Regions from separate parts of the Homo sapiens genome. Here region 1 is linked to region 2. Evidence: chromatin contacts called from ENCODE Hi-C or POLR2A ChIA-PET data. All regions are on one chromosome and are shown on one strand. The core of a region is the stretch at or near the end of the contact, and the rest is flanking DNA. Distances in the headings are between cores, read along the strand shown. Region 1 has its middle 200 kb from the start of LINC00604. Region 2 has its middle 94 kb from the start of LINC00604.

Evidence for each region. Hi-C counts contacts between places; a loop is a spot of excess contacts on that map. ChIA-PET counts read pairs that join two places held with the same protein, here RNA polymerase II (POLR2A). Pooled maps may share reads with other maps.
Region 1: a map of natural killer cell shows a loop between it and region 2 (4-fold over the local background). The contact joins two enhancer-like sites. A Hi-C loop is called at or near these places in 1 of 168 maps with a recorded cell type or tissue (natural killer cell), 1 of 37 single-sample maps with no recorded cell type and 7 of 50 pooled maps. POLR2A ChIA-PET finds 5 or more read pairs at or near these places in 2 of 52 experiments (activated CD4-positive, alpha-beta T cell and activated T-cell).

Annotation. Positions count from the first base shown.
Region 1 is chr5:40,439,711-40,444,245 of GRCh38, reverse strand. No RefSeq gene overlaps it. Among named protein-coding and RNA genes, the nearest start is that of LINC00604, 200 kb to the right of the region's middle. RefSeq lists a silencer at 2,165-2,459. Within about 2 kb of position 1,790, at least 5 of the 41 ENCODE cell types and tissues checked have a DNase peak (open chromatin) inside an H3K27ac peak, as active enhancers do.
Region 2 is chr5:40,332,313-40,336,699 of GRCh38, reverse strand. No RefSeq gene overlaps it. Among named protein-coding and RNA genes, the nearest start is that of LINC00604, 94 kb to the right of the region's middle. Within about 2 kb of position 3,084, at least 3 of the 41 ENCODE cell types and tissues checked have a DNase peak (open chromatin) inside an H3K27ac peak, as active enhancers do.

The DNA of each region.
Region 1 (4,535 bases), core at 541-3,040, 110 kb before region 2:
TATATGTTGCCGGATTTAGTTTACGATTTTGTTGAGAATTTTTGCACCCAAATTTATAAGAAATATTGGTCTATAGTTTTCTTTTCTTATCTGGCTTTGGCATCAGGATTATACTTTCCTAAAAAAAAGAGTTATGAAGTGTATTCTTCTCAACTATTTTTTGAAGAGTTCGTGAAGAATTGGTATTAATGCATGGTTAAATGTTTGGCAGAATTTATCGGTAAAGCCATCTGGACCTGGAGTTTTGTTGTGTGAATAGCTTTTTATTATAAATTCAATCTCTTTACTTGTTATAGGTGTATTCAGAATGTGTATTTCTTCTTGAGTCAGTTTTGGTAGTCTGTGCTTTTCTAGGAACTTGTCCCTTTTATTGGTATACAATGGTTCATAGTATTTGTTTATTATTCTTTCTATTCCTGCAAAGTTATTATTAATTTCTCCTCTTTCATTTCTGATTCTAGTAATTTGAAATGTTAGTATTATGTAATTTTTTGTTGGTCAATCTAGTTAAAAGTTTGTCAATTTTGTTGATTTTCATTATTTGTTTTATTATTTTTCTCTATTTTCTCTATGTTATTTATTTCCATGCTGATCTTTAGTTTTCCCTTCCTTCTTCTTGCTTTAGGTTTAGATTTCTCTTCTTTTTCTAATGTCTTAAGGTTGTTTGAAGATTAGGTTATTTATTCGAGATCTTTATTCTTTTCTAACATAGGTATTTACAACTGTAGGTGTTTCTGTAAGAACTTATTCAGCTAAATTCTATGTGTTTTGGTATGTTGTATTTTCATTTTATTCATCTCAAAATATTTTCTAATTTCCTCTTTGATTTTTTCTTTAACCCATTATCTGTTGAGAAGCAAATTTCTGTGTTATTGATTCCTAATTTCATTCCATTGTGGTCAGAGAATATGCTTTGATTTCAGCCCTTTAAAATGTAGCAAGATTCATTTTATGGCCTAGTGTATGTTCTTTCCTGAGGAATGTTCCATGTGTACGTTACAGGAATACATATTCTCCCTGATTGGTGGAGTATTTTATACAGAGATGTATGTTATGTCTTGTTAGTTTGTAGTGTTATTGAAGTCTTCTATTTCCTTGTTGATCCTCTGCCTATTTGTTCTATCCATTGAAAGTGGAATATGGAAATCCCCAACTATTCTTGCTGTGGTATTTAATTTTTAATTTGGAAGACAAGTTCATTCTACTTCATTCATTAGACCTGAGTCTGAATAATTTTGGATATTTCCAAAACAAAATACATGTCCCATGCCCACATTATATTAAAGACGTGTTAGTTATCCTTTATCATAGTTTATACTGAATTAATATACTGAGCCTGAATGAATGAAGGTTCATTTCAATATTCCAAGGAGCAATGGCAAGCAGGGGCATATACAGAGCTGAATCATTACACAAAATTTTTAAAACAATACTCTTTCCAACTATATTTATTATGAAAGTTTAGTATGGCAGCTACACTGGACATCATGCTGGATCTCGAACCTAACCACCATTCACAGTAATGTTTCTGTTGCAATTTGTATCCAAGTTCAAAACACTAATCTACATACTTTTAAAACACAATTAGCTCAAACACTTGAGTCTGCCTGGACTTTGAGTTCCTGCCAGGTTAAATGTTTAACTTTTGTGGCCCCAAATCTCATGAAACAACAAGGCTTTCTTGAAGCCCTTTCATACTAGCTATTGCTATGCATACAATGTATTTCAAAACAGTTCAGATGTTAGAGAGGAAGTGAGCAGCACCACAGGGAAGGAGAATTCATGTCGTGATAGCAAACAAATAGTACATTTTAATCATATGATGTCGTGGGCTTCTCAGACTACAGCTAGTATTTGATGTCTTATTACTTTATGTTGTTCCTTGGGGATACCAAAGATTGAGGCAGTTTCTCTCCCAAGGATTAAAGCTGGGTGAACTTATTTTGGGAACTAATACTTTGATAAAAAAAATAGATGTCATACTGACCTGTTAGTGATTATGGCATTCAGTGTAGACTATAGATTTAAAGATTATGACAGTTGATACTTTATCAACAATAAAACACATTTATATTTTATGTCCAATTTATGGTGCTTTTATAATCATAGCAACCCTCAGACAGACAGGGCTGGGCATGAAGTACCTGAAAGGGGGTGCGGGAGGAGGCAGTAGTAACATGTACAGTGCTATTGTACTAGCATAGACTTCCGTGTCTGGCTCTGCCTCCCAGTCTGTCCTTGTTATATTACCTTTATGTTTCCAGGATGTCCTTGGTGATAGCAAGCGTGGCTGGATGTGAACTGAGGGGGCAGCAGGATTTTTTTTTTTTTTTTTTGCTCTAACCTTTGTGAGATCTAGCTGAGTGCCAGAGGCAGAGGAAATTTGTTCTCTGAAAGGAGGTGGTGTGGTTGGAAATATGTGGGATGGGTGTTAACAACATCTAGTTTCTTTCCTGCCAGTTGCCCCGCCTCTTTCTCATAAGCTTTTCTAAGACATCTCTGTGCTTCTATTAATAAATTTTCCATTGTTGAGCATTAACGGAACTTAAAAATCAGTTAAACTGTGCAAACAAAAGTTAGCTCTATGATCAAGTCCTACAATACCCTAAAGACAGAGCTGCGAGGAGAACGCAGGTATCCACAATCCAATACTGTCCTTCCAGTAGCCCCTGGTAGACCAATTCATCCCTCTTTTCTGGCATCTACCCTCTGTTTTGTAAGGCTAGGAGGTTCCATGATGATTAAAAATATGTTCTGAGACATTCTTCTTTTTTATTTTAAACACACACACCCTTTCGTTAGCCACCGAAATGTTTTTTTCTCTGAGACACGTCTGGCCTCTTGATTTTTTGAAAGTCTTCCCTCAAATTCTCCTTTTCTTGATGTCATGGCCTTTCTGCCTTTCAGCTGGAATCCAACCTCTTATCCGTAACACATATTAGATAGTGGTGTGTAAGTGGGACAATGAATTCATGTGGCATGGAATCTAATTTTGTAGACTTCGTATTTTTGCTTAGGAGCTACTTAGGTTACATTCTGTTGTTTGTCCACAAAAAAAGTCAATGCCAAGAGAAATGTGATGTACAGCCCTGTTGCACATTGAATAGCTTACTGGGGTCATTGTAGTCCTCACACCTGTCTGCAGTGAAGCTGGCAGTCCCAGGAATATGGTTTCTCCTGGAAAGTCAGAAAAAAGTAGTGTGCTCCCCAGATCTTGTCCACTCACCCTTTAACTTTCTGTGGACATCTAAGTTTGTTGTAATCCTACTCACTTGAAATATTCATCACTGGAAATTCCTAACTTGAAGTCATGCATTATTCTGTTTAAGGATCCAAGGAAACATCATTTTAAGACACATTATTATTGAGAATGAACCTTATGTTGACAAAGTTAGAACAACCTCTTGAGAGGGTTTATAATCACAATGACCTTTTCGGTTCTACCTATGAGGTCACCAACTGATGGAAAAACAAAAAAATTAGTTTCTTTGACTAGTTTCTGTTTGGAATGCTTTCAGACAAGGCAGAAAAAGGGAAATTTAGGAATTAAACATAATTTACAAGCAATAAGAAAATTCCTACTGATAATTTCCCTAGGCATACTCAGGGAGCCCAGGTAAACAGAAAAGGGATTTTTTTAAAGTGAATTTCAAAAGGATTTAATCAGAGTGAAGTCCCAGAATGGAATAGGGAGGGAGAATGTTGTTATACAGAAGAATGATATTCTTTTTTTAAAAGGGTCATAGAGAATACAAGAAGAGGTAGCAGTAGGGCTCTGATAAGCTTAAAGAAGTTATGCTGCTTTTCATTTTATCCTGTTAGTTGATGCTGACCTCTGCTAGGAGACTGAATCACTGGAGTTAGGTTAGGCTTATGTTGTCCAATACGGTAGCCACTAGTCACATGTGGCTACTGGAACACTTGATATGTGGCTAGTCTAAATTGAGATATACTGTAAGTGTGAAATAGTCACTGTATTTTAGTATGAAAATTTAGTGTGAATAAAGACTTAGTATAAAAAGAGTGCAACAAACTGATAATTCTAAAAAATTGACTACATGTTGGAGCAATAATATTTTGAACATATTAGGTTAAGTAAAATATATTATTGAAGTTAATGTCACTTATTTCTTTTTTACCCTTTTTACTAGAAAACTAAAAATTATACACATGGTGGCCGGGCGTGGTGGCTCACGCCTGTAATCCCAGTACTTTGGGAGGCTGAGATGGGCAGATCACAAGGTCAGGAGATGAAGATCATCCTGGCTAACACAGTGAAACCCCGTCTCTACTAAAAATACAAAAAATTAGCCAGACGTGGTGGTGTGTCTGAACTGGTGGGTTCTTGGTCTCACTGACTTCAAGAATGAAGCTGCGGACCCTCGCGGTGAGTGTTACAGCTCTTAAGGTGGCGCATCTGGAGTCTGTCCCTTCTGATGTTCAGATGTGTTCGGAATTTCTTCCTTCTGGTGGGTTTGTGGTCTCGCTGGCTCAGGAGTGAAGCTGCAGACCTTTGCGATGAGTGTTACAACCCT
Region 2 (4,387 bases), core at 1,835-4,334:
CTGATCCTTCCCTTGGAAGCTTCATCCCAGAGGGGCACCCACCTGTATGAGGTGTCTGTTGGCCCCTACTGGGAGTTGTCTCCCAGTCAGGCTACACGGGGGTCAGGGACCCACTTGAGGAGGCAGTCTGTCCGTTCTCAGAGCTCGAACACCATGCTGGGAGAACCACTGCTCTCTTCAGAGCTGTCAGAGAGGGAAGTTTAAGCCTGCAGAGACTGTCTTTCTTTTGTTTAGCTATGCTCTGCCACAGAGGTCGAATCTAGATAGGCAGTAGGCCTTGCTGAGCTGCAGTGGACTCTGCCCAGTTTGAGCTTCCTGGCCACTTTGTGAGCATAAAACCGCCAACTCAAGCCTCAGCAATGGTGGACACCCCTTCCCTTGCCAATCTGCAGCATTGCAGGTCAATCTCAGACTGCTGTGCTAGCGGTGAGAAAGGCTTTGTGAGCGTGTGACCTGCCGATCCAGGCACAGGAGGGGATCTCCTGGTCTGTTGGTTGCTAAGACTGTGGGAAAAGTGCAGTATTTGGGCAGGAGTGTATCATTCCTCCAGGTGCAGTCTGTCATGTCTTCCCTTGGCTAGGAAAGGGAAATCCCCCAACTCCTTGTGCTTCCTCTATGAGGAGACACACTGCCCTGCTTCAGTTTGCCCTCCATTGTCTGCACCCACTGTCCAACTAGCCGCAGTGAGATGAACCATGTACCTCAGTTGGAAATGCAGAAATCACCCATCTGTGTCGATCTCTCTGGGAGTAGCAGACCAGAGCTGGTCCTATTTGGCCATCTTGGAAGCCTCCCTGTTGTTCTTTTTTTTTTTTTTTAGAGATGGGGTCTTATTATTTTGCCCCAGCTGAATTTTTACCTCTGGGTTCAGACAATCTTCCTGCCTCAGCCTCCTGAATAGCTGGGACTATAGTCATTCACTACCACACCCAACTCAATTTTGGAAGTTTTTAAAGTGCATTATCACTTTAAATATTTTTCTGCATCAAACTTTCTTTCCTTTTGGGATTCGGATGATGTGAATAGTAGGTCTTTTAATATTTTGCCACAAGTCTCTAAGATTCTGTTTATTGTATTTTTCTAGAATAAAATTTTGTTGTTCAGATAATTTCAAGTTTACTGATTCTTTCCTCTGTGATGACCATCCTCTATTGAGTCCATCCAGTGAGTTGCTATTTTGATTGTTGTATTTTTTTTAGTTCTAAAATTTTCATTTCATTCTTTTTTAATATTTAAGATTTTTGCAAACATAAGGTGTAATAAATTACATGTCCAAACCTATTCAAATCCTGCCCTGTTTGTGTCTACAAGTTCTAGTACTGCTGCTTTGGAAATCCAACTACCACCACCATTGGGTTTGCCAGCAGAATTATCTGAAGCAGCAGAAAGGTGCCCTCTTTCTCATTCTGTTGCCCAAGTCTTAATCCCATCTGGATCTAAATCATATTTTAAAATTCAGCTGCAAGCAGTCTGAGAAATGTCATTTTGTTTTAGTTTCCTGTTTCTGCATTATAGAAAGGCATAAGGAAAAGGGCTGTAAGGTTGTTGAGGTAGTTGCTCTGCAATGTCTGCCTTAGACATATAGGTGGTAGAAAGATGAATGGAAATGCCAGAATTCTTCATCCTATGAATAATGATATCATAAGTGTCATCAACCTCACATTTTGAATACTGCTTTTTTGATGATGTGTCTTTTTTGCATTAGTGAGTTAAACTCCTATCTTGAAATTGTTTCCAGAGCTTGTGTTTTCTCCTTTGAATAGTATTGATTATAATAATATTGTGATGATGAATGATCTGTTGTGCTTGAATAGTGGAAACAGTATTAAATACAGTCATGTATTGCATTACAGCATTTTGGTCAACAATGAACTGCTTACACTAAAGTGGTTGAATAAGATTATAACAGAGCTGAATAATTGCTATCACCTAGTGACACTGTAGCCATCCAAATGTAGTAGGGCAAGGCACTACTCACATGTTTATAGTGATGCTGGTGTAAACAAACCTACTGTGCTGCCAGGAATATATAAGTGTAGCACATACAGTTATGCATAGTACATAATACTTGGTAATGATAATAAACAACTATGTTACTGGTTTATGTTTTATTATATTATACTTTTTATTGTAATTTTAGAGTGCATTTCTTCTACTTATTAAAATCAAAAAAGCTAACTGTAAAACAGCCTCAGGCAGCTCCTTCGGGAGGTATTCCAGAAGAAGGCATTGTTATCATAGGAGATGACAGCTCCATGCATGTTACTACCTGTGAAGACCTTCCAGTTGGACAAGATTTGGAAGTGGAAGACAGTGATATTAATGATCCTGATCCCCTGTAAGCCCAGACTAATGTGTGTGTTTGTGTCTTAGTTTTTAGCAAAAAAGTTTAAAAAGTAAAAAAAAATGCCTAATAATAGAAAAACCTTATAGAATAAGTATATAAAGGAAAAAAGTGTTCGTGTTTTAAGCTAAGTGTAGTTATGAGAGAGTTAAAAAGTTAAAAAATTACGAAGTCTATGAAGAAAAAATTACAGTAAGCTAAGGTTAATTTACTACTGAAGAAAACTAAAAAGAATAAATTTAGCATAGCCTAAGTGTGCACAGTTTAAACATTACTGACACTACTGTAGTGTACAGTATTGTCCTAAGCCTTCATTCATTACTCACTCACAAATTCACCCAAGCCAATACTAGTTCTGTAACCTCCATTCATGGTAAGTGCTCTATTCAGGTATATCATTTTTAATATTTTATAACCTATATTTACTGTACTTTTTCTGTATTGAGCTATGTGTAGATACACACAAATACCATTTTGTTACAACTACCTACAAAATTCAGTTCAATCGCATGCTGTACAGATTTGCAGCCTATGAGCAATACCCTAGGAGCATAGTAGGCTACACAATCTAGGTTTATGTAGGTACACTCTGCGATGTTCACATGACAAAATAGCCTAACAACACATTTCTCAGAATATGTCCCTGTGCTTAAATGACTCATGACTGTAATAGTGAATCCAGTAGGTTGTTAAGCTGAGTAAAACCATTTATATTAAAAACATTCACTCTCAGCTAGAGCATTGTCATAGTGAAGAAAATAGTCCTGTGTGGCAGTTCCTGCCAAGTGCCTCACCCCAGACTTCCTGCAATGCCTCAATCATTAACTCAGTTATTTTTTGAACATTTAACATGCACAATGACTATGCACAATGTTATAACATTTAGAATTTATATTTATGTATTGCTTTATCACTCTTTTACAATGTGCCTTTCCGTTTATTTTATCTCATGTAATATTCACAACCAGTTTATTTTTCAAAAGAAACTGAGACCTAAAGACTTTACTAAGAATACTCACCAAAATGAATATGCTCCATTGGTTATTTGATTTTGTCAAATGTATTCACTATGATCAATGCCATTCATATTCTAAAATTTAATAAATTTTGTCTTTACTTGTTATTTTTTGATATACATGGTATTTGAATTATGTGGAAATGAGAACATTCTGATAAAGATCTTGTTACTTTCCTATGAATCAGAGGGGAAATGCTGTATTTTATAAGTAACGGCTATTATCCTCCAATGTTGAACAGCTTCCTCTAAAATATTTCTATAAAAATGGTACCTTACATTTCATCTTGCTCAAAATGCATTGGATAATATATTTCTCCCATTCAACAATGAGTCTACTTTATAAGTCACACACAAAACAGTTCATTATTTAGTGTTACACTCATAAATTTAGTCATGACAAAGTTGCCAGTGCTATATAATTTTATTTGGCTTAGATTATAAAGATTTTATATGTCATTGAATCCATCTATATTCTTTTGTCTTTTTGCGTTTCTTTTACTCACATAATCTATCAAAAGGGACAAAATATGATTGAGTGTTTATGTAATTCATAATTTTATATTTTGAAAAATTCTAACTTTTTCTAACCAAATATTTAAAAATGAAATTTATCTGCATACCAATCATCATATCTCTGAAACATTCTAATGGATTTTTCACAAAATAATTTTTTAAACCTAAAAGTTGATATAGTTCTGATTAAACAGTTTGTTAGCTTTCTTTTCTTGGTGTAAATCACCAAAATAAAGAGTCAAGGACATATGTTTCTCTCTCTCTTCCCATCCATCCATCCATCCATCCATCCCTCCCTCCCTCCCTCCCTCTCATTTAATCCATCACCCAGTTTTTACTTTTGTGGTGATTTGTGGCATTCTAGATGTTATTGAGGAACCAATGGTTATAAAATAGAAGATAGAGTTAAAGCAAGATAAATATGGCCTGAGAAAGACTCCATACTTCTATATTTGAGTCCTTGTGGATGAACTGTAACCTATCTTAATAGTCAGACACAATTGAAAACCTAA